Regions from separate parts of the Mus musculus genome. Here region 1 is linked to region 2. A link is a contact called in ENCODE POLR2A ChIA-PET data. All regions are on one chromosome and are shown on one strand. The core of a region is the stretch at or near the end of the contact, and the rest is flanking DNA. Distances in the headings are between cores, read along the strand shown.

What was found. ChIA-PET counts read pairs that join two places held with the same protein, here RNA polymerase II (POLR2A).
Region 1: POLR2A ChIA-PET joins it to region 2 with 37 read pairs in embryonic stem cell. The contact joins the promoter of Brd2 here to the promoter of B3galt4 in region 2. POLR2A ChIA-PET finds 5 or more read pairs at or near these places in 4 of 5 experiments (Patski and embryonic stem cell).

What each region holds. Positions count from the first base shown.
Region 1 is chr17:34,120,312-34,123,995 of GRCm38, forward strand. Brd2 (bromodomain containing 2) reads right to left here and starts at 2,296. Exons shown (of 13, transcript NM_001204973.1): 1 at 1,851-2,296. It overlaps H2-DMa (histocompatibility 2, class II, locus DMa), which reads left to right and starts at 2,521. Exons shown (of 6, transcript NM_010386.4): 1 at 2,521-2,623.
Region 2 is chr17:33,949,012-33,953,043 of GRCm38, forward strand. It overlaps B3galt4 (UDP-Gal:betaGlcNAc beta 1,3-galactosyltransferase, polypeptide 4), which reads right to left and starts at 2,477. Exons shown (of 1, transcript NM_019420.2): 1 at 901-2,477. The coding sequence starts at 2,251. The coding sequence ends at 1,136. It overlaps Rps18 (ribosomal protein S18), which reads right to left. Exons shown (of 5, transcript NM_011296.3): 3 at 3,392-3,580; 4 at 3,210-3,301; 5 at 2,987-3,107. The coding sequence ends at 3,032. Wdr46 (WD repeat domain 46) reads left to right here. Exons shown (of 15, transcript NM_020603.2): 14 at 62-175; 15 at 267-684. The coding sequence ends at 404.

The sequences.
Region 1 (3,684 bases), core at 1,046-3,545, 170 kb after region 2:
CAGCGTGGGCGAGCTGACGCCCCCCGCCCCCATCGGGCTGGGAGTCCTCCCCACGGAGCGCCTCTTCCATCGGTCAGCGCCAGGGAGGAGGGCGAGCCGAGGAGGCGGCGGCGGCGCTGCTCTGCAGCCCTCCTCCCTCCCCTCCCCCCCGCAGCCGGACGCCTCCGAGGAGGGGCAGGAGCCATTTTGGGAGCTGTCTCGCCCCCTCCCCCTCCCCTACGCTGTCTTGGGACTCGAAACAAGACTTAAGTAGGAACCACCAGCCAGTTCTCAAGGTCAGATGGCAAAAGCAACTCTGGGGTAGCCCCTCGCGCGAAAGTAAAAGCGTCTATCCCCCCAGAACACACCTCTCGCTCCCAAACTCCCCTTTCCCTGGCTGGGAAGACAGGTGTGCACGTCTGGGCAAGTAAATTAACGTTGGTGAGGGGCTGTAAGGCGGGCTCACCATTCCCCAATTATAGCCCCAACTGGCCTAGGTCCTAGAACTGCAACCAGGCGACCCTCCCTCCACATGAGCCCTCGACCTCGAACCTCGGTCACTGCACTTAACATGGCGGCCAAGCTCCCGTCTTCTGGACCGCAAGATAAGCGCAGACCCCGCAAGGGGTAAGTGCGCCTTGGAAGCAGAGACCCTGCACTCCCCGCCGGGAACCAGGCCCGGGTCGCCCGAGTGCGCGCGGCCCCGCCCGGGTGGCTGCGGCGAGCAGGGCAATGACACAGCAACTTTAGAGGCCTCTCCCCTCCCCCTGGCGGCCCGGCCTCCAAACTGGATTTTCCGCACCTGGGCCTGGCGGGTCCGGGCCGAAGCCCGACGGGGGTGGGGTGGGGGTGGGGAGAGAACTCGGGGAGCGGGGAAACTGCTGGGCCTTAGAGAGAAAGGGTAGCCAGACGACGCTCCCGTTTCCCTGCATTCCGGAAAATCACTGCGCCCCAGTCATTCCCAGCCCTCCCTGCCCCCACATGAGTCACAGGGGAGGCTGCTGCTACTTAGTAATTTGGAAAAGTAACTCTTTCCTCCTTTCCGTTCCCTCCCCCGCAGCACACAAGGAGGCAACTGTTCCAGGCAGGGGGAGGGGAGGAGGGCGGCAGTAGAGCATGCCACCCGGAGAAACCCTAGACCTCGGAGACTGGGAGGCTCGGACCACGCTGGCTCTCCCCTCCCAGCACCCACCTCAGGCCAGGACTGCGCTCGCAGGCGGCCCCCAGGCTCTGGGCCGGTGAGCCCTCCCCACCCTGGGGCAGAGACAAACAGCTAAGAGCCCGGAGGGGATGCGCAGCTGGGAACAGCAGGCCCCACAGGCCGCGTCCTCGTGAAAAGCACACAAACTCGACCGAGCCTCCATCACGCCATGTGACGATGGCGAGCCTGCTACCCTTGACACAAAGGGAGCTTAGGGAGTCCCTGGGGAGGCAGGGAGTCGGCGCCAGGGAACCACACCAGTTCACCTCCAGAGCTGCCAACTCCTAAGCTCTCGCATCCCACGACCAACACTCACACTCAGCCTACGGGGTCGCCCTCCCCTCGCCCGCCCAAAACATCCCATCTCACCTGGCTCCCGATTCCTGTCCCCCCCCCCCCCCCCGGTGACGGGTGCATGGGGCACAAGCCACCCTCGCCCCTTTGCCCTCCGATGGGTATGTAGGCACGAGGTTGGCCATTCCCCTCCCCCACACAGTGGCCCTCTTGCGCTGGCCCCAGTCCACACTCCCATTGGCTGTCAGGTGTTTGAAAGACAAGTCTTTCCCCCTTGGGATTTTTCTCCTGAACCCCAAGAATTCTTCCCACTCCCCACCTTTACTTATGCATTTAAATGACCGATGGCGTCCCCGCCCCAGGGGCCCCTGCTCACCTGGATCCAGGAGCCACGGGGGGGCCCTCGAAAGTCGCCCTCAGCCCGGCTGGGGGGGGAGCAAGGAATCCGGGGTGTCAACCCCCCCGGAAGCCGAGAAGGCGTTGGGGGAGGGGGCGTAGCCCCCAGCCCCTCCCTTCCCTAGCCGCTGGGGGTGGGGGGAAAAGCATCGGGGCCGCGCGGCCACGTCAGCAGCGCTCCGACTGGCTGGGGCGGGTCACGTGTCCGCCCCCCCTACGGCCACGAGGGCGAGGTTTCCGAACACTGCGGAGGGTCGTGAACGGGGTCACAGGGACTGCAAGGCCCAGACCTGTGTCCCGAGACCCCAGACCTCGCTAAGGCTGTTGCCTCGCCAGGTCCCCGGCCTCCCTTGCGCCTGTGGTCGCCCCCGTCCCCCCCACTCGCCTCTCGGTACGAGTTCAGCATGGCTGCCGCAGCCCCACGAAACACATAGCGCATGCGCAAGGGTGTGCCTGGTCTGGGGGGAGGGGAGGCACGGGTCGCGGGGAGAGCCGCGGTGCGCAGGCTCAGTGCGCCCCGAGCCTCGGGGCCACCTCGTTGAGCGATGGGTGTGGCGGGAGCGCGCGGGCCTGCGCCCCGGTGGCCTCCCCCCCCTCCCCACCGCGGCGGGGGGAATAGGTTCTTCCGGCTCCGGTCTGAGGCGTTGCCTGGCACTTTCTGGCCAGAATCCGCGGGGCCCCATGCTGTGGTCCCAGGAGGCACGCGGGTCCTGGCTGCAGCAGCGGGACTGCAGGGCGAGCCTCCCTGGAACGGTGGGGGTCCGCTTGGATGTTGCACGCTCGATTTGACGTTTTAATCGGGAGGAGTTGTGGGGTTCCTCGAATTTCTTAAACTGTTTCTTTTTTTTTTCCTCTATGAGACTTGAAAATACCCGAATCCTGCCTTCGAAGTATACCACCCGTGTTTCTTTCTCTGATCGTGTACAGGTAGACCATTTATTAACATAGAGTTCTACTTCGTCATTTCTGCTCGTTTTGATCATGATTCTTTCCTGACATTGTCTATACTCTGTTTCTGTTTCTGTGACCTGCCTTACTAGTTTGTTTCTCAGTCTTGAATTCATCCTACTAAAGTTTAGGGTGACAACTTAAAAACAATGCAGTTGACTTAAAGTGCGAAGCTCGCGCTTATCTCTGTTGTCTTTTGTCTTTGAAGGTATGGTCTGGATTTACACTCTGCACCAGCAGCCCACCTGTATTTTCCGTGTGTAGAACAGGGCATGTCTCTTATTTTATCGGGGCTTCTCAGTTGAAGGAAATTGCTTTTGACTTGGTCACCTTTCTCTGTTAACCTAAGTAACTTCCTGTCCATTTTGCTCTCTTAGCCAAAAAGAAAACCCTATTCAGTACCTACCCTGTCTCTAAGTAGCCAAAAAGAAAACCCTATTCAGTACCTACCCTGTCTCTAAGTACTCCGTGGCTTTCTCAACTTCCTTGCACAGCAGGACTTGGACTTACAAGACTCTCCCTGCTTGTCTCCTCCCAGTTCTCTTATTTCCCACTTCATGCAGCCCCAGAGTGTGACCTCACCACCCTACTTAGCAGGACCTCCCAGCTGCCCACCCCAGAGTCCACTTCTGATTTCTCCCTGACATTGCCCATGCATGTCATGTTCCCAACCCCCAGTCTCCCTTTTGTACATTTGGGTAGCTGGTTCCTGCTGTTTGTCTGGAATGCTTCTACATCTTCAATGACTCAAGCCTTTCAACTCCACCGTAAGATTAGACAGTTCTCTTGAGTGGAACTTCCTATGAAAAATTCCTGCCTGGATAACCCCAGACACTGGAGCATGCTCAGAATTGATGTGGGCTGTC
Region 2 (4,032 bases), core at 1,227-3,726:
AGGATATAGGTGCTGCCAGGGCACTGGGCCTGCTGTTGACCTCCTTCATGTCCCATGCCAGGGCTATGATCCAGACGCCAAGGCTGCCTTTCAGCCCAAGGCCAAGCAGAAGGGCCGAAGCTCTACGGCGAGCCTAGTGAAGAGGAAGAAGAAGGTCATGGACCAGGAGCACAGGGTATGTGAGCTCGGGCGGGTGTTGGCATGCACGCCTGCAGCCTTATCAGCCTATGCTCAGTGCCTTACGCTCCTTTCCCACCTTGTTCCAGGACAAAGTCCGGCAGAGCCTTGAGCAGCAGCAGCAGAAGAAAAAGCAGGATATGGCCATGCCTCCTGGAGCCCGTCCCTCTGCACTGGATAGATTTGTACGACGAGCCAGAGAAGGCGGTCTCCAAGTTGACCCTTAGGGGCCAGAGTGCTCAGTGGGCAAAGGCACTTGATGCCAAACTTGAGTTCAGTTCCCAGAAAACACGTTTGGCAGGAGAAAACACACAAGTGTCTTTTTACCTTTCCATGCCCACATGGGGCAGCGCGCACACACACACACACACACACACACACACACACACACACATATATAAAGGGAACACAAAGATCCATAGGGAAATTGTCCCATGTGCCTTACATCTTAACTGGGTAGGAGCAGACAGCTCCTTGGGTGTGTGGGCATTAAACAAGGTTTCTGGAGACGTGTCTGGACCATCCTGTAGGTCTGCTCTTCCCTGTGTGGCTATTCTAGACTCAGCTCACTGCCCTGCCTGTCTCCCCACCACTGCCCAAGCCTTCACCCTAGAGGGGGGCGTTATCCCCATTGTGGTTGTCGCAAAGACCAACATGCAGCAGTACTGAAAGCTCTGGGCTCTCCAGGTGTGCTGGGGGCCTGGTGAAGACGCTGCACTTGAGGTAGAGAGACATGTTTATTGGACCCTTGTCCCTGCTTGTGAGTCCCCTTCCCGCCCTTGGCTTTATCCCTCCCCGGAGCTGGCAGGCCAGGGCCCAAGTTTATCTTGGTAAACTTGGTTGGTTGCAGCTTCAGAGTTTGCTGTGAGAAAATGGAGGAACTAGATCACCACAGGGATCTGCAGCCTCTGCACCAACTTTGGGGAAAGGTCTCTGAGGTGCTGTTTTCTGTGGGTTCTCAGCTACTGAACCAGGCTATGAACCGGCACCTCAAGGTACCCAGAAATCCCTGGAGCCAGGAGCAAAAGGGTGCAGTCCTCTCCCCATTCATGCCGCTCACCAGCTTCCAAGCTTCCTGCATTTGCCAGGGATCCACCTTGTGGGATGTCAGCAGGAACTTCCCGTAACAGCACCGATCCAAGGGGTAGTGGGTAGCACCAGCCAATTTGACACAGTGTGTGGGGGCAAGGCCCCCTCGCCTTGCACTTACTCCCACAAAGACATCCTCTAGAGGTAGAGGTGGGGCCCGGCTGGCCACCTTCAGGATGAGCTGCACAGCAGAGATGGACAGTACATATCCTGTGCCCGAGGCATAGGGTGGAAAAGGACCCCAGTTTTCCGGCCACAGTTCTTCTGACACATGGTGCCGGGACTCTGGTGTCCGAGTGGGTCTCACCCTCCAGTGCACCCTGCCTAAATACAGAAGGGGCACTGCCTGGCCTCTGTGCTCTTCATGGATAGCTGTTGTCTCTTCCTGGGCCTCTTTGCCCTTCTGCCATTGCTCCGAAGGCCCCCCTCTTTGTATCAGCTCTGACACCAGCTCTGGGACGTTGACATACACGTCATCATCCGTCTTGAGGATGTAGCGGGCCATAGGACAGTATTTGTTCACCCAGTTCAGTCCACTGAGGGTCTTGAGGGTGAGGTTGCGGTAGGAATCCTGGAAGGAGGCCTGCAAGATATCCCTGTGTGCTGCTGACTCTGAGGACAGGTCAGCAAGCTGCTGTCTTCTAGGTTTTCCCAGGAGGAAGAGCGTCTGCACTCTGAAACCCCGGGCTTCGCGGATGGCACCCCAAGATGCCCGAATGGCGTTTCTCTGGTTCAGGTGCTCCGGGGCCGTACACACCAGGATGAGCAGGAAGGGAGGGGGTCCGGAGCCACCACAGGCATGAGAGTTAGAAATCAAGAGGCGGGGCAGGGCGAGGGGCGGTCCTGGCGAGGCTGGGGCCGGCAGCAGGGATGCCAGGGACAGGCTCAGCAGCTCCTCCCCCAAGCCTGAAGGTCCAAACAGGGTCCAGATGATCACCAGTAGTAGGACCGCCAGGAGGACGCGCCGGAAGAGGCTGAGGGGCATGGCGTGCCGCAGAGACCTGTGGGCACAGCTGTTAGAGCGTGGGGAGGTGGGAGGACGGCTTTAACCAGCTGCTGCTGAGGAGACGCGGTGACCCATGCGCGGGGCTCTGGCGCATCACAGATGCTGTTCTCCAGATGCTGTCGTGCAATGCGGCCCTGGCCCACCACAGCTGGCCCCGGAAGGCTTCGTTTCCCTAGCTAGCGTGCACGCGGAACTCCGCTCCATCCCGCCCCTCCCCGCACCTTCCCATCATGCCTCTCTAGGCCGGAAGCCGACAAGCGGCGTGCATTTCACATAGGTCCAGCCCTTCCCGGTCCGTCCCTACTGTAAAGCACGCGGAATACCAGGCTGCTTTTCTAGAGCAGCCAGCATCTGCTGTTAACTCACCCGAGCAGCAGCATCTGGCGGAGCTGTAGCCACTTCACAACAGCTTAGCACGGCTACGGCAGGAGACTCAATTGAAGCCTGCCCAAGCTTCCCCTGGAGGTTTTCAACACCGGCTGCCCCACCTTTAACAGTGGTTGCCGCCCAGTTTGCTGCACCTAAGGCAGTCTCCTTGTGAACACCCAACAGAAAGGGAGGAGCAAACACCAGCAGGAGCCTATGAGGGACATTTCCGTTCAAGTGCACCAAGAGCACTGTACCCAGAAGGCACCTGCAGCCAGATTAAACTACCAGAGCTCAGGATCGCTGTGGCATTAAGTACTATCAGATGGAAGACAAACTGAGACGGAGGTCATAGGTATATAAACTATTTATTAACAGCAAAGGCCCAGAGACTCATTTCTTCTTGGATACACCCACAGTTCGGCCCCTGCGGCCAGTGGTCTTGGTGTGCTGACCGCGGACACGAAGGCTGCAGAAGAAAAAGATACAGGTCACAGAGCAGCAGGAGGCGAGCCGGTGGACTGTGCAGCCTGATTGGGAGTGGGCAGCTTAAGCCTCATCACCCACTTACCCCCAAAAGTGGCGCAGCCCTCTATGGGCTCGAATTTTCTTCAGCCTCTCCAGGTCCTCACGCAGCTTGTTGTCTAGACCGTTGGCCAGAACCTAGATTTTGAGACAGGGGAGACAACTTTATCTCCTGATTCTGCACCCAGTTTTAACGGACAACCCGTGTCCACCAGTCCCCTAACACACCTGGCTGTACTTCCCATCCTTCACATCCTTCTGTCTGTTCAGGAACCAGTCTGGGATCTTGTACTGTCGTGGGTTCTGCATGATGGTGATCACTCGCTCCACCTCATCCTCCGTGAGTTCTCCAGCCCTCTTGGTGAGGTCGATGTCTGCTTTCCTCAACACCACATGAGCATATCTCCGCCCCACGCCCTGAGGTCAAAAGTTTGGGCTATTAGACTTTTGTTTTTAAAGATCTGAGTACAGAGTTTTCAGAGATACCAGAGGGTATCAGAATCCATTACAGATGGTTGTGAGCCACCATGTGGTCACTGGGAGCCTCTGGAAGAAGTCATAGCTTTTAACAGCTGGATTCTCTCTCTAGCCCAGTCTATTTGTGTCTTATGTTTGCCTGCATTGTATGTCTGTGTGTCTGTGGCACACTGACCAGAGGCCAGAAGGCGCTGATGTTCTGGAACTGGAGTTAATGGTTGTTGAGTGTTGGGTCATTGAACCTGGATCCTCTGGAAGAGCAGCTAATGCTCTAACAGCCAAGCCACCTCTCCAGCCCCCTCACACACACCCTATTACTCAAAAGCAGAGGGGCTGTGCAGATGTTATCCCAGCTCCCTGAACTCGGGACTGCTATGGCCAGCCTAAGTTAG